Linked DNA regions of Homo sapiens: region 1 is linked to region 2. The links are chromatin loops, found by intact Hi-C in ENCODE. Cell type or tissue: CD14-positive monocyte. All regions are shown on one strand. Each heading gives the region's core, and the rest is flanking DNA. Links, peaks and the distances in the headings are about the cores only. Region 1 overlaps USP2-AS1 (USP2 antisense RNA 1). Region 2 has its middle 92 kb from the start of NECTIN1-AS1.

Region 1 (11,246 bases), core at 5,912-8,411, 130 kb after region 2:
TTGTAAAATTAAAAGGGAGATAGAGCGAAGAAGGGATTTAACATAAAGAAGTACAACTGAGTGCTTTGCATTTTAATACATTTTTTTCTGCACAATTAAACCATTGAGTGATATGGCAGAGAGAGATTAGGCGGCTGCTAATTTCAGATACTGGGTGGTAAAATGGCAAGCGGGTCTCCCCAGTTGTTGGGTTGGAAAAGCATGCTGGGGCATCAGAGCTGCCCTCAGACCCCAAAGCCTGTGAAAGGCAAGGGCCATTTCCTGTGCCAAGCCCCCCACACCCTCTTTTCTTCAGGGGAGAACAGGATAAGGGACCTGGTTCATTTCACAGAGCAGAAAACCCAAGGCACCAAGGCTGGGGAAAGCAGCGGCCTCAGAACCAGACGGGGGACAGGGACACAGAGAAGAACTTTCCAGTGAGTTGTCAGATCTGGAAGATGGAACAGAGAGAAGGTGGGATGCCTTTCCCTCAACACTCATTTCCTGTACCCCCCCATCATGGATGAGTGCTGGAAACAGAACCGCCCAGAATTTGGGGAGAGACAGGAAGATTCTGGAAGGCATTGGTCTTCAGAACCAAATCCCCAGACCAATGAGATGAAAGATTCAATGCAGGCCCATCCAGTCAGGAGAATGCAAACTAGACTTCCCTAATTCAAGTGAGAAACAGGTGTAAACTCTTCATCTCGCTGAGATTAGGTACAGAAGGGGAGGAAATGACAGCCTGGGCTGACCTGGATGGGATCCATCCAGTGCCACTTCTGGGAGCAAGGGAGCAGGACAGTGAGCTTAGAGTTTGCAGGCAAAGAGGTGGTGGGTCTTGAGCACCTCAATTCTTCCTGGATTCCAGCGGCTGGGGAGCGCTGTGTGCCTCTCTTCCTTCTGGGGACAGTGAGGACTAAACAAGAATAGAGAGTGCCATTAACACATGAGCATCACTGGCAACAGCTGGGTAGTCCCAAATCGGACCCAGGGGAGGGTGCTGAGAGTGACTGGCCCCATCCAGATGTGCTTCAACAGCTGGCCTGCCTCTCTGTGGGGAAGCCAAGCAGGAACACCTCTGTCCTGCATCCCTTCCACCCATATAGCAAAGGCTGAACCAGGAAAGCGGCAGGGAGAGGGCCGGCCCCTCCCCCAAGGAGCTGGGCCCCAGAGCCGCTCTGCCACCTGCCCCCTCCCCAGTGGTAATGAATTGCAGGGAAACGCTGCTGAGAGGTGTCAGAACAATTTCTATTAAACATAATTTCCTAATGAAAAGGTTACGACGGAGCCCGGTGGAGCTAATCAGGATTGAATGTTCACTCCAGCCACTCTGAGGGAGGGGGCTCAAGGCCGGTTCTTGGTTCCACCAGGTCTGGGATGGAGGGAGGAGGCCCTGGGGAGGGGGAGGCCCTAAGCAGCTTTGGATGCCTCCCGCCCCAGGTCTGCACATGCTGTTATTGAGAGCGGACCAGTGCCAGGCACTGTGCTCAGTGCTGTCCATATGTCATCTCATATCAGCCCCGCAAAATTGATACAATTGTTCCCATTTTAAGGATGAGCAAACTGAGGCTCTGAAAAGCCACATGACTTGCCCAAGGTCGCATCCTTAGAAACTAGGAGGCAAAGCCAGGGCTGGGCCCGGGTCTGTCTGAGGGAAGCCGGGCTGCACTGCCATCCTCCCTTCTCACCTTCCAGGGTCCCGCTCACCCTGTGTTGGCAAAGGCCTCTGAAGAGCAAATGCAGCCCTGATCATGGGGCAGGGCTGGGCAGCCCCGGAGCAGCAAAGTCTGTGTGACTCCTGCCAGGTATCCCTCTGTGCATACCCCGCTGTCTGTAAGGAAACTGGTCACCGACTCTAAATGGTTCTGTGACTCCTCCAAGGCTGGCCTGGATCCCTGCTGAGCCCAGAAGGGGCATGTTTGTCAATACAACCAACTTGGGTGCTGAGAGCCCTTTGAGGCTGTAAACAGGGGGCACTCAGCCTGTGCGCACCCCCTTTCTGGTCCCAGAAATTGTCCCCCAGTCAACCCTGCCACTGAGCAGTGTGTCCCCAACTCCTCCATTGCCATAGATCTGGAATTCTAAATTCCTACATCAGGGCTGTACCACAGGTGGGGCCCAAAACTAAGAGAAAGGAGGAGGCCTTTTTAGAATGTCCAGAGACTCCTCCTAAGCCCTCGATTATAAACTCTTTAGAAATGGCCTTGGCCCCTGCTGGTGGGAGGTCGGGGATGGGGGGATGGAACAGGAAGGGCAAACAGGGTGCAGATCTGAGGCTGAATGGTAATGAGCCCTATTCTCATGCAGTTCAGAGGCTTCAGATACCACCAGGGTCCAGTTGGGGACAGTTTCAGGAACAGTGGGGCTTTGCCCTGCTAGAGCTTCTGCTGATGTTGAGATACCTCTTTGGAGGGAGAGGATATTCCAGGTGTGACCTTGGGGATGGATACAGGCCCTTAAAGACTGCATCTGAAAACCCTCCAGGAATCTCATCACCACCCATATATGCTGGGGAGATGGGGATGAGTCTAGAGGAGGGGCCCACACTACAGATTCTACCCTCCCCCACCACCACTTCCCATCTACACCTACCACCACCTCCCCTGCCCCTCCCTGACCATCCTTCCACCCATCTGATGAGCGCCTCACCCCAAGCAGGGTGCATCTCCCCATCCCTCATTACGATGAAGCTGTCACCGACTGCCACACGCTTTCCCTGGACCTTCAAAGCTGGGAACAGTATGAAATATGCAGCCGCCTTCCCAGCTCCCGCTCCCCCCACCCTTGGCTCCCTCCCTTGAATTGCTCCACACAGATTAAACTCAGATGTCGCAGCTCTGACTCAGGACATTCAATGCTGCTTCTGCCTCTAGGCAAGAGGCACTCACTTCCTGGTGTCTGGGGTGCCACGGACCCAGGCCCCTCCACACACACATCCGCCCCATAAGGCCATCTCATCTAAGCCCACTTAGACAGAAGACTTCCTGGCAGGGCCATCCAGGTTTTCGCTGAGAACAACAGTGGTTCTCAAAGTGTGGTTTCTGGACCAGCAGCATCAGCATCACCTGAGAACTTGTCAGAAATGCAGATCCTCAGGCTCCACCCAGACTTCTAGAATCAGAAACTGGGGAGGGAACCAGCAATTTGGGGTTTAATGAGCTCACCAGGCAATTCTGATACATGCTTCAGCTTGAGAACCATTGATCTAAAGCTGGGTTCAGTCAATATCGAGTCAACTAGACGGAGGTCCCCTGGGAGCCCAGGACTGTGCTAAGACTGGCAGGGAAGAAAGCCACCACCTTCCCTGCACGGGCCTGATCAGTGGCAGGCAGCAGGCTCAGCCAGAGAATGCTGGAGGCCACAGAGGGTGCGAGCTGCACACCCCGTGGCAGGGAACAGAGACTCCAGGAGGAGGAGGGGAATAAAACTAAATGTAAATAATGGGGCCAAAATGTAGGCATGAATGGGGGCCAGTAACTCCAGCAGGCCTCTTTATGCAGTGCAGTTACTTACCAAGTGCTGTCATATTCTCCCTCTCGTTGGGAGAAGAGTGGAGCAGGAGGGATTATCCCCATTTTACAGGGGAGACAGTAGAGAGGAGAGGCGCCCTATCCCAGGCTTCAGGGCAGTCAATAAGGAACTGGGCTCGGTTCCTCTGACTCCCATTCTAGCGCCCTTTCCAGGCCGGGGAAGCTGTGGGAGGGCCTGAGCCTAGCAGTTGGCAGGATCTGGAGGAGCTGAGGGAGGTTTTGGGAAATCCTGGGGGGTCGGCTGGAGAGGAGGCAGGAGTCAGGGGGCATCCTGGCATCATGCCTGCTGCCCTCATCATCATCCACAGCACTGCCTTCCTCATCAGTGTCCCAGCTAGGACAAGTTTGCCACAGCTACAAGTGACAGAAAGCCAAGGAGGAGAGGCGAGTGGAATTTGGCAGGAAAGAGGGAGCAGCCCATCTTCTTGGGGAGGAGGGTCCTCATGAGGGCCTCAGGCAGGTCCCTCTGGCTGTGGGCAGAGGACCCAAAGGATGGAGAAGGGAGGCAATGGAGGCTGCAGCCAGTGGCCGGGCATGGCCTGGACTAGGATGGTGGCTGTGGGGAAGGAAGAAAGTGGCGCAGGAGGAGTGGAGGGCCAGTAGATAGACACACGGGCCGCACCATTGACCCTGGGGAATGTCATATGTCTTCTCCTGGCCGCCATTCTCCCCATTCCCCTTCTTCATGTCATCTCACAAGAGCAGGCCCCTCAGGAGGAACCCGCCATGGGAGAGAAGAATGTGACTCCGCTTTGCAAGTTCTCTTCTCTCCCTGAGCTTTCCCCAGTGTCTGGCCTTGGGCACAGGGAAAGTCCAGACCAGCCTATGGGGCCATCCCCATCCCATCTGCATCTCCCAGCCTTGGTCAACCTCTCTTCCTCACCTCTCACCTCAACCCCCACTCATCCCTCCTGACACTGCACCCCACACTGCCTGTGTCCCCACCGCCTGCACCTCACCTCCTTTAGAAAGCCTCTCCCCTCACCGTCCCCAGCCTCTAGGACTCAGCAGCCACAGGACTTGTATTTCATTCCCAGCTCTTCTACCTGTTATCTTTGTAATGGATACAAAGGCCCTTCGGCTTCCTCAGCCCCGCTCAGTGAGTGTTGTGAAGGTCAGCGAGGGGCCTGGTAATGGTAGGTGCTCAGGGTCTGGTACTTCCTGTGCTACCCGGGCCTCCTCAGCATCTACCTACAACTATGTGAATCATATTCCACAGAGACAGGTGGGCCTTGCCCCTATGAAAGTTTCCTCCACTCTTCACTCCCCACCCACACCAGCATGCAGCGTGGACCAAAGGCACAGGAGGCAGGAGCCAGAGCCTCTCGGCAGGTGGTGCACAGTGGGAAGAATTCAGAGCTCTCCATGGCCCACCTCTATGTTTTGCCTTGTAAATGATGATGACATCTTCTCTAAAGACTTTCCCTCTTGGGAGAATATCGTCAATGCTGACACTGACATGAATTTGTCTGATGGTGAGGGCGGTAGGGGCACACAGCCAAGTTCCTGGAGAGCAGGGGCAGCACAGGACACATCTCTCTACCCACAGCGCTCACCACAGAGGCTCTGCCACATTCATAAGGAGGGAGAGAAGAGGGGATGGGCCAATCCTTTGCCCAAGATCAAGTCTTTAGGGCTCAGGTTCATTCGGAAGTTAGGGTAAGAGGTGAACTTCAGACCAGTACTCGATTGGAGACTAGAAATGAGAATAGGGTTTAAGATTCATATTAAGGAAGGGATGATGATTCGAGCTGTACTTCAGATTGATATGGATTCAAGTCTAGATTCTGGTGAGAGTTCTGTTTAAGGTGGACTCTAGGGACTAGGTTATTGTTAGCCCTAAGGCTCAAGCTAAAATGCATCTTAGCATTAGGTGTGTCTGAAAATCCTGGGGCTTGCAGCAAGGTTCAGTGCTGTGGGCTGGGGCAGAAGCTCTGCAGGTGACAGGCCTGACAGCCAGCTGGAGAGGTAGGTGTGGCCAGGCAGCCAGGGCCAGATAGGCTCTGAGGCCAGCACCGTGGACAGCTCCAAGGGAAGCACCTTAGTAAGCCAAGAAGCCACTGAGATGTTCCCAGCTGCCAACACTGACCCCGGGAAGACCAAGATGGCACCATATCCTCCAGGGAGTTGGGGGTCTCTCATCTTTGGGTCTTTGTGTTAACCGCAGAATCATTCTCCTCTTAGACCCTATATCCCCTGGGCCTAAAATCGGATTCTAGTTGAGAAAGCTCTGGTTTGGGCCTTTACAAGATGACCATTTTCCTAAAAATCAAAGTTCTTCAAATTCAACCCTTGACTACCAGATTCACTCCACTTTGCATGGCATAACTTATTTCTCTGATTTTTCTTTCTCATAGAGAAATCAGGGAGCTCCTCAAACATGACTCTTCTCTCCCTCCTCGCATCTTCCCCTCATCTCTGGAGCCCTCAGAGGTAGAGTGGGACACAGGTGAGGGGCACTTGGGCAAGCAGTGCACAGAGTCTGATTTCCTCCCAGCCCTGGCCAGACAATCTCCTCTTTCCCTTCAATATTGCCAGATGCCATGTCACAAGAAGAGGTGCTACGGAGCAGCGACAGGCTGAAGGAAATCAGATACTGCCCACACTCAGCCCCATGTCCTGCAGGTCATAGATAGGCAGGACTTCCAAAGCATACCAACCCAGCCCCTCAGAATAGGGGACAAGGTCACCAATGTGAACTGACCACCTACTTTGTGCCAGACCTAGTCAACATTATCTCATTGCATCATAAAACCAGCCCGAGTGTAGTAGGTGAGATTACCCCCTTTTAACTGATGAAGAGACTGAGGCTCAGAGAAGTTAATAACCTGTCCAGGGCACCTCATTAGCAAACAGAATACCTGGGATTTGAGACCAAGTCTGCCTGACCCTAAGCCTGTTGACACAAAACCTTTACTTTTTCCACCATACCATGAACTCCGGTTGTTAGAAAGGCCTTAAAATCAACTTGGCAAGAACCCTCTGCCTTTGTACCAGATGACATCATCCATCACTAATTCTGGCCTGGGTCTCCACAGGTATAACTGTGTCTCTTGGATGCTGAAGGCTGGGAAGAGGGGCTTTGTCATCCGCCCAGGGTGGTCCTCCCTCTAGGGCTTGGAAGCTCAAGTGAGCAACCCCCCTGGTGGGCAGGTGAACCTCATGGTTCAGGCGGTGGCCAAGCAGTTCAGCAGCGTGGCTTCCTCTGAGCCATTTCCCCCAACAGGGCACCTTCAGAGGACAAATCTGCATGTGCCAGGGGTACTGCCTGAAATCACCCCCTAGGGAGGGAAAGTGGAAATGGTCCCTGAACCCCTGACTCCAGCTCTGGGGAATCTAGCCCGCCCCGGGAGGTCACCTGGGTTGGGAGCAAAGGTGAGGCAGCCTCAGCGAACCAGAAGGCACCAGGCTGGGAGGCTCTGGGGGAGCAGCGAGCTGGAGCCTGGCGCTCCTCCTGTCCCTCTGTAGTAATTAACAGGCCTTTGTTCCTGTCCCTGATCTCGTCTGGCAGAGCCTTAATCATCCTCTTGCCTGCAATGAGCAGCCTTCTCATTAGGGCCTTAAGAACCTCTATTATAAACATGTAAATGGAACTCAACGAGGAGGGAAATATTTGACTGCTCCAATTTCCTTTGTGCCGCTGCCAGCTCTGGGCTGCGCACGCCCGTGATTTCATTGCTCAGCAGCCAGGTGCCAGCCGCTGCCCCCACCGCCCCGTCACACAGCTCCATCTTCTCCGATTGGAATTTAATTACCTTCACCAGCGAATGTTTGGAGAACCTCTCTCCATCAATTGATTCTGAAGTCAGATTTTTATTCCGAGATACTTAATGGCACTTGGGCTGATGGAAGCCTGGGAGCAGGTGGACCTGGGCCACAAGGAGCCCTTTAACAACAGGGTGAGGAAGGGTCATTGCGGATATTCCCCTGCCTCTGAGCAGGTCAATATTTCAGGCACCCCAGACAGTTGGAAGTATCGCATTCCTGAGCCTCCTGCTGGTCTGGACTGGAAGTTCTTTCTGATGTCTGCTTGATGCTGGGTGAGCCTTTTTTTTTTTTTTTCAAAATTGTAGTTTAGCCCTTGATGAAAAGGAGGAGCCCCTTCACTGCCTGAGAAAGAAGCTGATGATAGGATCAGCCTCTCCTAGGGGTGTGATAGCTCTTGCCTGTCACGGATGAGATGGACGTGTGCTCCCTGCAGGCCCGTGCAGCTGGGGCCTGTGGCGCCCCCAGGATGGTGAGCCCTTCTTGTGCAGAAGTCTCCCTGTGCCGAGTCCTCCTTCGGCACACAGTAGATACCTAGACATTCACTGCCCCCGTGCCTTTCTTTTCCTTTTCCAAATTGGAATCTCTACTCTGCTCATTCTTCAATGCCCAGATCACTTCCCTCCTCCACGAGGCTGCTCTCTACCATCAGGCCATAGTGATCTCTCCCACCACTAGCTTCAGAGCATGCTGTCTGCCCACTGTTTGTCCATTTAATGGATGTCACCTGCGTGAAACAGGGCCTTATTGGCCCACAGTAAATCATAGGCATAGGTTGCATATGTTGCCCAATTTGAATAAATGAGTGTCACTCCTTCAGGGTGCAGACTTCCCTTTCACTGCTGTATTCCTCACTGCCCTCAGCACAGTGCCTGGAACATTCAAGAAAACTGGGTTGCTGGGGTAGCAGGTAGGTAGGTAGATGGGTATTCTGGTCAGAGGACTGCAGTTGGTGGGGTGATGAAATGGTGGAAGGGTAGGCTTGTTAGCTGATTGGTTGGTTGGTGGATGAGTGGCATATTGGTTAGTGGGTTGCAGAGTTGGTGGGGAAGCAAGAGAACAGGTGTGCCAGTTATTACTGAATTGCGTCTCAGCTTCACATGTACTCTCCGGGGTCTGGTCTGTGATCGTGGAGCTAGACCCTGTCGATATTTCTCTTTAACCAGCTGGCTCCATGTTCGGCTTTCCCAGGAGACGGTGCTGGAGGAGCAGCACAGGACGAGGAAGGGCTTCTCTTGCAGGCTCCTCAGTGAGGTGTCCCGCAGCATCCAGCCTCCTGCAGCAGCCCAGAGAGTGGCCTGCCAGAGAGTTCCACCCACACCGGCACTTCAGCAAACTTTCCTGCAGCCAGGGCGCCTCGGCTGTACCATCTCTAACAAGGTTTGGGTCTCAGCCCTGGGTGTTGGGGTTGCGGGAAGACGCTTCCAGGTTTCTTCCTGCCTTCGATGCTCGGCCTCAGCCCTAGAGGTAGAAGTGTTCCTTAGGTAGGCGATCTCCTGTCATGGTTAGTGGGTGATCCCCTGTCATGGTTAGTGGGTGATCTCCTGTCATGGTTAGTGGGCGATCTCCTGTCACGGTTACTGGGTGATCTCCTGTCATAGCTACTAGGCGATCTCCTGTTATAGTTACTAGGCAATCTCCTGTTATGGTTAGTGGGCGATCTCCTGTCATGGTTAGTGGGTGATCTCCTGTCATGGTTACTGGGTGATCTCCTGTCATAGCTACTAGGTGATCTCCTGTTATGGTTACTAGGCAATCTCCTATTATGGTTACTAGGAGATCTCCTGTCACAGTTAGTGGGCGATCTCCTGTCATGGTTAGTGGGCGATCTCCTGTCACGGTTAGTGGGCGATCTCCTGTCACGGTTAGTGGGTGATCTCCTGTCACGGTTAGTGGGCGATCTCCTGTCACGGTTATTGGGCAATCTCCTGTCACGGTTAGTGGGCGATCTCCTGTCATGGTTATTGGATGATCTCCTGTCATGCTTAGTGGGTGATTTCCTGTTATAGTTAATAATTCTTTATATTAAAGCTTTCTGTTCACAGCACTGTGTAGCTTCTATCTCCTGATTGGACAGTGTGGTAATGAGTTGGTTGGTGAGTTGGCTGATAGGCTGGTTAGTGGGGTGGTTAGATGGTGGAAGAATAGGCCGGTTGGTAGATTATCTGGTTGGTGAATTGGTATGTTGCTTAGAAGGTTGCTGAGTTGGTGGCATGGCAGGGTGTAGGGTAACAGGTAGAGTGGTGGCTGATGGATTGGTGAGTGGGGTGTGGCTTGGCTTGTTGGTTGGTGTACTTGGCTGGTTGATGGGTTAGTTGAAGGATGGGGTGATGAGCTGATGCTTCAGGACATGGAGTTAGCATCATGTCAGAGGGAAGGACGAGTCCCAGGGAGGCCCCTAAAGTGCTGGTGGGTCTCAGTCTCCATTTCTGCCCTCTCATAGGGCCAATGCTGCTCCCCAAGCTGGGACCCTCAGAGCCACACCATGGCGGCTTGGAAGGTGGCAGGGCTGCAGAAGAGGCTGTGGAGGAACTTGGAGCGTGACTCCAAAGGACGACAAGCAGAGGAACCCTGGGCATGTCAAGCCTCCCCTGTGCCCCTTTACCACCCCGTACCAGGGCCCTGCTTCTCCTGCAGGCTCTGAATAAGCCTCCAAGTTGCCGCCAGATTGCCCAGCACCCAGATGACTTTCCAGCAAAGAAACTTAAGGATGCATAGTCCTTCAGGATGGATTTCTGCCTTTGCCCCATGAAATCTCCCGAGATACAGACCCCAGAGCATGGACCTCTCTTAGGTACTGGGCCACCCTCCTACCCCAGCCGGGCTTAGAATTCTTCCCAGTGTATCCCCCCCACCCTGGTCCATCAGGACCCCCAGATCCTCTTCCTCTCTCAAGTCAGTCTCTGCCACCTCACTCTTCAGCTGTCCTCTGTGCTGTGACAGTCCTTCTTACCACATCTCCCCTGGCTGGCCTGTCCTTGAGGCTTGGGCTGAAACCATCAGCAAGACCTTTGTCTCCTTTCCTACTGGCCTTCCCTGCTCCCCACCCGTAGGTCCCCACTCCATGCCTTATGGGTGGTCTGGCCCACACTCCAGCCAGAGCCACCAGGACATTTCCAAATTACATCCTTCAAGAATCAGGAAGAGATTTCAGAAGGAAATTGCTTTCTCCCCTGCTCAGTCCAAATGAGACTATTTTTTACTTGTCTTGCCCCTCCCCCACCTCTCTCTCTTGCAATTTCAGTAAAAAATGAGAACAGTAGAAAGCGGACCCCCTCGTTGGTCAGCCTTTCTCCCTCCTGAGGTCTGCAGAGGCCTGAAGGCATCAGCTGGGCTAGGGCAGCACCGGCTCCATTCCTGCGGACAGGCTGTACTCCAGGGCTCCATAAGCCCAGAGGCCAGGTCCGGGGAGCTGCAGGAGAGGGCAGACTTGGGGGACAGGGGGAGCCTGTGGCTAGAGAGAGTCAGGCAAACCTGTGAAGTAGGAGCCTCACTTTGTCTCCTGATGCCCCTCTCCCTCCAGGAATGTCCTCCATTGCCTCCAGGTCCCTACAGGTCTCAGGTCAGAGGCAAGACATCCAGGACATCTAATGCTCCATCTATGCCACCTGTGCCAGGCCTCTGAAGGTCACCCCTTCAAGAAAGCACCAGCCTGAGTCAGGGGGCCCGAGCTCCAGCCCTGCTCAGAATGCCACTGCTCTCTCTGCTTCAGTCGTCTCACCCAGAAGTGAGGCCACCTCCAGAGTTGGGGCCAGGATCAGATGGGATGATGCAGGTGCAGGCGCCTTGTAAAGAGTGCAGGCTGCTGTTTGCTGACCACTCATGCCGTGCCATGCCCTGTGCTGAGTGCTTAAGTGTGTAATCTCATTTTGTCTTCACAAGAATCTTCCAGGAGAGTCTATTGTCATTTCATCTAAAGAGAAGGGATCAAAGCTCAGGGAGGCCATGGAACTGCCTAAAGGCACACAG
Region 2 (11,246 bases), core at 3,762-6,261:
GGCCTGAGCCTCCTGCCCTTCCTCTCCTGCTGGGAAGCTGAGCCATTAGCAAGAGGCAGTAGAACCCAAGAGGCAGCTCCCCCCCCCTTCCAGCCACCCCCAAATCACCTCCAAACTCTAAACCAACATCCGTCTTCCTACGCCCTATTATCTCAGGATCATGCCTTTAGAGGCAGATTATCTAAAGGGGCCAAGGAACTCAGACCAGAACGTAACCTCTTCTGGGCACTCAGAGCTTCGGACGTCTCCGCTGGGCCGAGTCCCTTCGCCGACCATCAGGGCCGAGGAAGTCCAGGAGGCTTGGAGGCTCCTGGATTGTGAGGGGGCTCCTCCTGCTGGGGGTTACGAAGCTTCCAGGCCAGTGCTGTTCTAGCCTGACTCTCCTCCAGCTGGGGGAGAGCAAACCCAGGAAGCCATAGAGAGAGATTCCCATCTTCCAAACCCTCAGGCCTGGCACAGGTGCATCTCCAGAGTGAGCCCAGTGCATCCTACAGTCCTATAAGGCCACCATTGCCCTCACTACCTCACCCCTGCTCGCAGGCTAGCAGCCCCCGTGTGAGCTGGGAGGGAGTGGCCAGAGCACTGGGAGTCCAGCCATCCCCTCTCTCTTGTGCCAACAAAAGATGCAGGGAAGAGACCGGATCTCCAATGGTGGGGACAGGAGCCGGCACCCTCAGGACAGCTCAGGAAAATTTCAGTCCCAGGTAGAATAAATCTCCTGTCAGGCCAGACACGGTGGCTCCCGCCTATAATCCCAGCACTTTGGGAGGCTGAGGCAGATGGATCACCTGAGGTCAGGAGTTCGAGACCAACCTGGGCAATGCGGCGAAACCCAATCTCCACTAAAAATACAAAAATTAGCTGGGCGTGGTGGCACGCACCTGTAGTCCCAGCTACTCAGGAGGCCGAGCCATAAGAATTGCTCAAACCCGGGAGGTGGAGGTTGCAGTGAGCCAAGATTGCACCATTGCACTCCAGCCTGGGCAACAGGGCGAGACTCCGTCTCAAAAAAGAAAAAAAAAGTATCTTGTCCCCCATTCTGAGTTTCATCTGGGCCCCCAGAGGCTGAGGAGGATTTGGGGGCCTCCACTCCTCCCATACACACTTCTCTTCTCAAGAGTCCCCTCAAGATCTATTTTCAGGATCAATGGGAGATGGAGCCCTACCCTAACAGAGAGCCAGAAAGCTCTGAAGGAGGAAGGCCCAGGGCAAGGCCGGGGTAATAGAAGTAAGTGGAGGGGAGGGGAGGGGACTCAGAAGGCTCTCAGTCTGGGCTGATATAACCTGTCTGGCCTTGGACAAAAAAGGCTTATCTGTCATCAATATTTCCAGCCATCTTCCCAGCGTCTAGCCCTAGCCAGTGCCAACCAGAGCTCAGTCCTAACCCCCAAAACTGAACTATGGGTCCAGATATGAAACGCGTAGAAAAGGCCACAAACTCACCGTCCCTGCCCACATGCAAACAGACTTGTACAGAGAAGGTCACAGCCCTGGCAAGGCAGACCCAGCATAGTTCTGCTGACGGTGGTTCCATTTTTTATAAGGAAGAATGGGTCAGTGTATCATAGTCACTAAATCCTGCTTTCAGCAAGGCATTTGTTCAAATGCAGACAAGATAGAGAAATGTGGGCTGTGTGATACATCTAGGTGACCCCAAAGTATCTGGCCCCCAGTGCTGTGTGCGGTGTTGCCAGGCTCTCTCTTTGGCCTGGCTCTTTTCAACTCATCATTTCCTTGAATGAAGAAATTATGCTCACGGAAGCTCTAAAACTGAAAGAGAGATAGTTGAGGCTGGGCACGGTGGCTCACGCCTGTAATCTCAGCGCTTTGGAAGGCTGAAGCGGGAGGATCACCTGAGGTCAAGAGTTTGAGACCAGCCTGGCCAACATGGTGAAATCCCCATCTCTACTAAAAATACAAAAATTAGCCGGGCATGGTGGCATGTGCCTGTAATCCCAGCTACTAGGGAGGCTCAGGCAGGAGAATCGCTTGAACCCGGGAGGCGGAGGTTGCAGTGAGCTGAGAGACGAGATCACACCAGTGCACTCCAGCCTGGGCAACAGAGTGAGACCCTGTCTCAAAAAAAAAAAAAAAAGAGAGAGAGTTGAGAGGGACTAGGAATGTTCTGTAGAGTTAAAACAGAAATCCAAAAAGTCTGTAAAAGGTGGAAGATTAGATCAAAACCAAAAAATAAAGTGTAACACAGATGGATATAAAGTTCATTATTTAGGCTCAAAACTCGGCCACTGACATTTAGAATTAGAGATTTCCTGTTTGGTTCCAGTTCATATAAACTATTTCATTGACCTCATGTTAAAAATGAGTGAACAGCTTTTCAGGTTTGCTTTAAATAGTAGGTGCACCCCCAGCTAATCACTGAATTAGCTGTTCAGTGATTACATCAATGACCCCAGTTTGTTTTCCTGCTTGCTTGCATGTTTATTTTGTTTTGTTTTTTAACACATTTCTGTTCTGTTAGCCTTAATTTGTCCTCTTGGCTTTCAGGTTAGTTCCCCTCATGGTCATAAGATAGCTGCCACAGTTCCAGACATCACATATCTGCTCAAATTTCTAATAGAAGAACAGGCCAGCCCTTTTTGTATCTCTTTTTAAAAGAGAGGAAACCTTTCCCAGAAGCCCCTACTGGGCTTCCTCTCTACCTCGTTAGCTAGAATTGTGTCGCATGCTCATACACTCGCCTAAATTATCCACGGGGAAGAGAAATGGGCTCACTATAACTCTTTGGATCAGTTATGAAGGAGGGTGAGTACTTAATTAAAATCAAGTTCTCTAGCCTGGGCAACAGAGTGAGACCCTGTCTCTACCAAAAAAAAGTAATTAGCCAGGTGTGGTGGCACCTGTCTGTAATCCCAACTACACAGAAGGCTGAGGCAGGAGGATCGCATGAGCCTGGGAGTTCGAGGCTGCAGTGAGCTATCACCACACCACTGCATTCATGCCTGGGTGAGAGTGAGACCCGTCTCTAAAAAGGAAAAATAAATAAAAATAAAAATAATTAGGTAATCAAAAATTCCTTCCCTAAAGGTAATGAACTCTCCATCATTTGAAGCATTCAAGTAAAGACTGAATAAAACCTGTCAGAGGTATAAAAGGAGATTCTTACAATGGATCAGAGTTGGATGTGACAACCCTGAGGTCCTTTTCCATGTAGTTCACATGTACACACATTTCCTCAACAAGGGACCATGGCTCAAGATCTCATGAAAGGGCTTAGTGACTAATTAAATACAACCCCCACACCCTGTGACCACCCACTTAGTTTCACACTGCTAGTCCTTCTCTTCTCAAAGACCCCATCTCTGTTTCCTCTCCACCACCACATCTCAGCAGCTCAGGCTGTCCCAAGAGACTTGAGTGAAGACACAGGCAAAGACAGAGCAGGGGCTTCCGGGCTGAGCCTCCTGCCCAGGTGTGGACTCTCTGGACCCATCCAGGGATGAAATTAACACCCACAGCAACAGACATCGGTGCAGCCGTTGCTGTGCATGAGGCACAAGGGACCTAAGGAGAACTGGCCATTTGAGTTCCAACTCAGAGCTTGCAGTGAAATTGGAGGGAGGAAGACAGGATACATGATGGAACCAAAAAAATCATTCTATTTCTATAAACCACATGTGAAAATCAGCCAGATTTCTTACATCTAAGTAGAAAAGTAGTAATCCAAGATCCACACTCAACAACAGATGAGTGGGGACAGGCAGAGGCACTCTGGGGACACTGAGGAAGGACAGTGATGTTAAAAATAATAGAGCTTGGCGCTGCGGCTCAGACTGCGGCTCAGTCCCAGCACTTTGGGAGGCCGAGGCGGGAGGATTGCTTAAGTCCAGGAGTTCGAGACCAGCCTGGGCAACATAGTGAGACCCTGTCCTATTAAAAATGATAATAGTAGCTGACAATAAAAACAAAAGTGGACATTTCCAGATATGGTCAGATTGTCCTTGTTTGGCCAGTGTCACCAGCAGCTGTGTCCCCATTAGGGGGCCTGGGTGCCCAGGGAAGTTAAGAGGAGATAAGCTCCCTCTGTTCCTGTAGATCTCTGCCCACCTCACCTCTGATGAGATTGTTATATCCTTGCTATCTATAAAATAGGACATTATAATGTTTGTTAAAAAAAAAAAAAAAAGTAACTCCCAAATTTCTGAGTTTCCTGTGTGTTGGGGCTGGGGCTAAGAACTCTATGTACATCATCTAATTTAATTCTCAGTAACACAGATGATCTCTTGATGTCCCTTTAAAGCTTTGGGGTCACTTTCAGTATTCAGATAAAAACAGTTCCATGCCGTACAGTCTCCAAGATGCCTAAGAATTGCCAGGACCTGGCATTTTCATGATTTCCTCTCATTCTGATTTCCTCTTCTCTCTCAATCCTGTTCTGACTCTTGAGTTTATGCAATTTTTTGGGTTGTTTTTTGTTTTTGTTTGTTTTTTTCTTCTTGTTGACCTACAGAAGAGGAGATACCAAAACCAGACTTGGGAGACAGGGGGAGTCCAGGAAGGCTTCCTGGAAGAAGTGGCAGATGGGATCTGTCTCGTCCTGAATTTTCTCCCAAAATGTTACTAACCTATGGCAGAACTTGTAAGATAATTTTCCTAGAAGTTGGGGAATAGGAGGGACCTTCTTGAAGCCTAACAAGTGACTCGAAATTTAAAAATCAGACCTCTTGCTCTTGCCAGTTCCTCCTGAACCAGTCACATCTTCTGGGTTCTGTCTTCAGCCTCTGCACTCCAATCCCGTGGCTGACCCCCCTCTGCCATTTCCGGGTTCTCATTGCTTCCTGCTGAAATGGCTTTTGTCTTTGGAGAAGTTCAGCCCCATTCTTTGGCCTTCCCAGTTTCACTCTGGTGGGTAGAGAGCTTTATCTGACACAATCAATGGGTCATTTTCCGGAACAAAGATCCCTGTCTCCCTGGCAGCAATGAACGCCTTTCTCTAGAATACAAAAGCAGCTAGAGACACACACTTGACTCACAGCAATCGATGAGAAGCAGGGATCGCCATTTACATAAGAGGAGACTGAGGCATAGAGCAGGTAAGAAGTTTGCTGAGGCTGAGATCACAAAGCTGCTAAGTGCTGACATCTAGATTTGAAATAGGTCTGTGGGCTCCAGACTATCCCTCTTAACTGTGACACGAGCTTTCAAAGAGGTGAGGCTTGAGGAAAGCTTGGAGGGAGGGAACAGACAGACAGAGAAGCCCAAGGCATGAGGCAGAGCCCAAGACCTGCTGAGCCCATGGGAGTGAGCCGGGGCAACTGAGGCAGGGAGCCTGGGAGGAAGCCATCACTGAGGCGGGCAGGAGATCAGCGGGTGGACTGGAAAGCAAATTAGGAGGAAAACCTAAGGGGCGATTGGGTCAAATCAAACAGAAGGACTGAGTGTGGGGGCTGACAGAGAAGGAGGAATCAGGAGTCCTGTCCAGGTTTCTGACCAGCAACTGGAGAGATGCTTACTGAGACAGTGGCCATGCGGGAAGGCGGGAGGGGTGTTCAGAACGTGCTCAAGTTCACACATGTGGGGATGGAGATGCTCTTAAGCTGCTGGGCTGTTTCTCCTGAGACAAGCCCACACTGGAGCGGCCAGCAGCCTACAGATGGTAATTAAAGCCACAGGGAGGATGAGCTCACGCAGGGAGAACGCGTGGAGGGAGGAGGTGAGGACTGGGATCCACTCGAGAAGCACCCACAGCAAAGGGGGCGGGCGACCAGCGAAGGAAAGCAAGAAGCCAGCCAAGGCCAAAGCCACAGGCACCGGCGGGGTTCCGCCTGGGACCTGAGGCTGGACTTCCAAGCAGGCAGCGGCCCACATGGCCAAATGCCATGGGAGGCAGAAACGTCCTGAGAACAGCAGTTGGATTTAGAAGTGGTAAGGGGGTGGATTGGAGAGGGGACTTGGTGACTTTGTAGACCACTGGTGATGCCACTCAGAGGAAAAACACCTGGAAGACCACTTGCTTAAAAAAAAAAAAAAAAGTGAATGAGAGAGAACATCAGACAGCAAGGAACGCTAATCCTCCCAAGATACGAGTTGGGGGAGAAAAGATAAGACGTGATCTGAAGAGACAGCTGGGGCCAAGGGAGAGAGGGTTTTGTTTGTTTTGTTTTAAGTGGGAGAGTTGAGCCAGTGGCTGTGAGTGAAGAGGGGAGGTACAGAGCAGAGGTGAAGATTCAGGTGGAGGCAGAGATCGCGGCTCAGGAGCAGAAGGTCCCACCAGCCTCTCCTAAAGACACGCTCTGTCAAAAACATCCAAATCGATAGAAATCCACGAGAAGATCAGGGCCTGACCGTGAGCCATGGTCTCAGGAGGGTCAGAGTAGGAGTGAAAATGGCTTCTAGTGGAAGGAACAGCTAAGGGCTGGGGCAGCAGTTCTCAGGAAATACAGTGGCATCCTGTCCTTCTGGGCCACCCATGCCCCCTACCCCAGCACAGGGGCCACAGAGAAGCTCTCTGCCCACCCCCTGGAGGCTGCTTGTCTGGTCCTTGCACCACCCACATGGGCTGCCCCTGCTGGTTTAGCATGGGCCTGGGTTTCTCTCTCCTTATGCTCTCTGGGGCTTACCTGCATGCCTACAACTTCTACCTGAAGTCACCCTGTCCCCTGGCCTGGACATGGAGTATCCCAGCTCCTGGCTCCTCCATTCAGAGCAGAAGGTGTCCCAAAGCCCTCATATCCAAAGAAACTGAATTCTTCCTTGAGCCTGCCCTCCCCACAGCCACTGAAATGTGTCTGCAGACCCGGCTCCCCCAGCCTCTCTTCCACGTCCCCAGGCTCGGTGAGTTCCACCAGCGATCCTGTTCCTACACAATGACTACAACAGTGGCCGTGCACTGAGCCCATGCCACTCACTGATCCATTCCTTTGTTGAATACTCCTGGAGCACCTACCACGTGCCTGGTGCTTTACCGATTGCTGGGATGCAATGGGGAGCAAGTCAGATTTGTCCCTGCTCTTGTGTGGCTTGAAGCCTTCCATCTAGCATTGTGCTAGACACTGCTTGTGTTATCCTCTTTATCCGTACAGCAGCCCTGTGAGACAAGCATTACTACCACCATTTTAGAAAAGAAGAAATCAAGGCCCAACATGGTAAGAATTCCACAGCTTATAGAGAGCAGATCCTTAACCCACCATCCTGGGAGGCTCTGCTTCCTCCACCCAGGGTTGACTCAGCTTCTTTAAGCTCAGGTTCCCCAAGTTCTCTTCTAGAGTGACTCCTCTCCCCTCTTCACTCCACTGGAGGTAAGGGTGCATTGTTTGAGTCTGGAGACTGAGGTCTGAGGCCTGGCTCCTGGATCATGGCTGAGTAACCTGGAATGGACTATTTATTTCATGGCTCAAAGCCCAAGTCCCCTCCTTGGTAAAATGAGTAAGGATGATCCTCCAGGACCTGCCCTCCCCAGATAGGCGCTGGGGGGATTACATGAGGTCAGAGATGTGAAAGTGCTTTCAGAGGCACTCACAGGCAAGGGGTTATGCTTATGAAAACTTTCTCTAAGCGGAAGCCCTGGCATCAGCAAATTACATATTAACGTGTGTTGAGTCACCACACTTCCTGTCCCAAGCTGTTTATACTGGGAGTGCTTTGCTAGCTGTGTAATGAAAGGTTTTTCCTCTCCTAAAGGAATTTCAGGTGTCTCCTAGCAGGCAGAGGAAGGAATCAGGGGCCTTCCTTGCACCTCTGAAATCATAGCCCAGAAGGCTGAGACTAGCATTTGTTGAGCATTTAGTATATGCCAGGCACTGGGCTAAGCTCTTTGCACACAATACCTCATTTACTTCTCATAAACCCTTAAGATGAAAATACTATCCTTACTTCACAGATAAGAAAATGAATGTATCTGAAGCCACAAAGCTTTGAAGTGGTGAATTGAGGACTTAGAGCTAGGCCTGTCTGACTCCAAAACTCATGCTTTTCCCAGCCCTGCCCCGAATCCCTGCCAAAAGCGACCTCCTCCAACTGCAGCCTCAGCACCGACACTCTGATGCTCACTGGTGTGCCTCCTGCCCGCCTCTGCACCACACAAGGAGCTCTTTGAGGACAAGGACTATGTTGAACTCATCTTTGTATTTCCAGCCATCAGCACAGTGCCAGGGCCAGGGACGGCATCAACAAACATTCTGCTGAATGATTGAATGGTCAAAGAATAACTTTTTCTTAAGGACAAAATCGTGACTCTGATACCAATAACCTATGTCAAAAATTGTATTTAGTCCATTAATTCATGGGGGAACCAGTAAGATATTACAATTGGTTAAAAGAAAATCTCAAAGAACCTGAAATATAGCTCTCATGGTCTGCTCCAACTGCCATAAGAAAACACCATAGGCTGGTGGCTTCAACAAGGGAAATCTATTTCTCACAGTTCTGGACACTGGAAGTCCAAGATCAAGGTTCAGGTGTCTGATGGGGGCTCACTTCCTGGCTTGTGTGTCCTCTTGCTATGGCCTCACATGCCTTTTCCTCGTTGTGTTATTACCAGTTTTCTGTAACTTCCAGGGCTGTAAAATAGCTCAAAGACCATGAAGCCTGAAAAAAACCCAGAAGAGTATGCTAGACAAGACACCCAATCATCTTTTTGGTCCATTTCAAAGTCTTTCACAATTTTTCCCTATAGAACGCATCAATGAAAACAGCTGTCTGGGATGCCGCTGGGAGTGTCCACTCCCCCATCCACCCCCAATCCCACCTCTCTGGGGTTGCATTTTGTCATGCTTCTTTCATCACTCACTTCCATCAGACAGTGGGTGGTCCCACAGCTTGGGCCTGAGGCCTTTCAACTGCCAACCAACTCCACCCACAGTGATACTGACACCCCAGACTCACACTTACAACTGCCTATGCAGTATCTCCTTTGTCTAGAGTAAAGAAAGAAGGCCGCATTACAATGTCCTAAATGGAGGGGGCCTGTGACTCGGAACAGCCATGCAAGGGCACAGATGGGCTGGGAGGGAGAGCCCTACAGTGCGTGGACTCCCTTGCCACTCACATTGGCATTGGCCCATGAAGATCTTAGCCCAGGAAAGAGCGTGCCTGACACAGTCTTACAGGAAAGGGCATCCCCAGGCTGCCCAGACCTAAGGGCTTCTACACCAGCTAGCTGGGCACCATTGAAAAATTTAAGACCTCACCAGAAACTGCACCTGACAAGGGGCCGAGAGTGTAGGAGGAAGATCACGCATGAGAAGGAGGTTCCCACTGGAAAATCAATGGAAAGCAAACCCTGGGATGTCTAAATGCCAAGAAGAGTCCAGCTAGCTCATTGGAAAATTCAACCTTGACTTCAGATCCCTTGAAAATCCAACATTTGTTCTTAAAAAACAATTTCTGATGTCTTTTTCTGTCTTCCTTTTATGAAGGTCAAGTTCTACCTGCAGAATGGTGTTTGTGATGCAAGTCCACAGTGTTTATCTCTGGAATAACAGTGGGCACGAACTGGCCAAGACCCCCATCAGCCGCTGACAGCCTCACATCTCTAGCCTGCACTAGCAACAGCATCCAACTAGTTCGCTGGCCTCCAGTTTCACCCCTTAACCCATCCCACATGGATGCCAGAGTCAGCTTTCAAGATACATTTAGCCTTATCATTTTCCTACGTAAAGTATTTCATTGGCTTCTGATTGGCTGCCTGTAAGATAAAGGCCCGTGGTGTCCAAGGTGTTCCACAACTGCCCCCTGCTCACCTCCCAGCCTTGTCTTCATCACTCCCTGATCCCTTCTTTGGGCTCTAGCCTCACCAGCTGCTGGGAGTTCTCTGCATGCCCCAGGCCATTTCTCCCACCTTTACTCACACCCTTCTTCTGACCAGCTCCTGTCCCCTCAGAGATTGGTTCAGGGGTCTTCCCAGCACACATGCTCTCTCTCTGCTCCAGCGTGCCTCCGGGAATCACCACATCGCTCCTCTATGTTAACAGGTCTGCTCCTCCTTCCATGAGACAATGGGCTCCTTGAGAGCAAGCATTGTTTCCCATGCTGTTGACTGCTATCCCTGCAAAATGCATGTCCATCTAGAACCTGGGAATGTGACTTTAATTTGGAAATAGTGTCTTTGCAGATATGATCAGGGTTAAGATGAGTTCACACTGGATTAGAGTGGACCCTCACTCCAACGCAACTGGCATCCTTTTAAGAGGGAAATGTGGACTTAGCAGCACACGGGAGAATGTCATGTGAAGACAGAGACAGATTGGAGTGAGGCTCTACAAGCCTAGGCATGCCAGGGACTGCCAGAAGCCATCAGAAGCTGGGAGAGAGGTATGGGACAGATTCTTTTCTCGAACCTCAGAGGGAGCATGACTCTGCCGTCACCTTGATTCTGGGCTTCCAGCCTTCAGAGCTGCGAGAGAAGAAATGTCTGTTGCTTTAAGCCATGCCGTTTGTGGTAATTTGTTACTGCAGCCCTAGGAAATTCACAGGGTTCTCATCGGAGCCCCTAGCCTGGTGCTTGGTAAATGCTTTGAGTGAATTAATGGAAGGTCTTACAATACACTGCCTGCCTCACTCCCTGGCCTCAAATTGTAGCTGAGGAAGGGAAAGAAGACTTGGGGCAAGAGTACTCCCTCTGACCAAGGGAGACGGGCTCAGTCAACACATATTTATTACACACTTAGCAAGTGCAAACAGCTCTACCCCATGTAGTGAATCAGAAATGGCTCCCATCCTGACAGAAATGACCTAACGCCATGGATAACAGTATTAGTCCGTTTTCACACGCTATAAAGAACTGCCTGAGACTGGGTAATTTATAAAGAAAAGAGGCTTAATTGACTCACAGTTCAGTGTGGCTGGGGAGGCCTCAGGAAACTTACAATCATGGTGGAAGGAGAAGGGGAAGCAAGCACCTTCTTCACAAGGCAGCAGGAAGGAGAATGAACACAGATGCAACTACCAAACACTTATAAAACCATCAGATCTCGTGAGAACTCATTGTGAAAACGGCATAGGGGGAGCCGCCCTCATGATCCAATTACCTCCACCTTGTCTCTCCCTTGACATATAAGAGATTATGGGGATTATAGGGATTATAATTCAAGATGATATCTGGGTGGGGATACAAAGCCTAACCATATCAATAGAGCAGCCATTGTCTGTGGAATGGATTTGCCTCTCAGGGGCGTCTGGGTGAGGCTCACCTCAGCATGGGTGACTGGGCAGAGCTGCTGAGGGAGGTGAAGATGTTGAGTTTGCAGAAGAGAGGCTTTTAAGGGGACAAACTCCAAACATGGAACAGA

What was found. Peaks named below come from ENCODE experiments on the same cell type or tissue, not always from the same donor. Only the 100,000 strongest peaks of a DNase experiment are listed, where the experiment ranks them.
Region 1: a loop joins it to region 2, with 2.3 times the contacts of the local background. A loop is called at or near these places in 5 of 110 quality-filtered maps.

What each region holds. Positions count from the first base shown.
Region 1 is chr11:119,488,202-119,499,447 of GRCh38, reverse strand. USP2-AS1 (USP2 antisense RNA 1) reads right to left here. Exons shown (of 4, transcript NR_034160.1): 4 at 215-898. Among named protein-coding and RNA genes, the nearest start is that of THY1, 71 kb to the right of the region's middle. RefSeq lists an enhancer at 519-1,378. In CD14-positive monocyte, for the core only: CTCF peaks have their summits at 7,204 and 7,434; a DNase peak (open chromatin) is centred at 7,507.
Region 2 is chr11:119,612,000-119,623,245 of GRCh38, reverse strand. No RefSeq gene overlaps it. Among named protein-coding and RNA genes, the nearest start is that of NECTIN1-AS1, 92 kb to the left of the region's middle. RefSeq lists enhancers at 1-506, 4,760-5,347, 6,528-7,117, 8,593-9,116. In CD14-positive monocyte, for the core only: no CTCF peak of the experiment used is centred there; a DNase peak (open chromatin) is centred at 4,815; H3K4me3 peaks cover 1,436 bases; H3K27ac peaks cover 1,981 bases.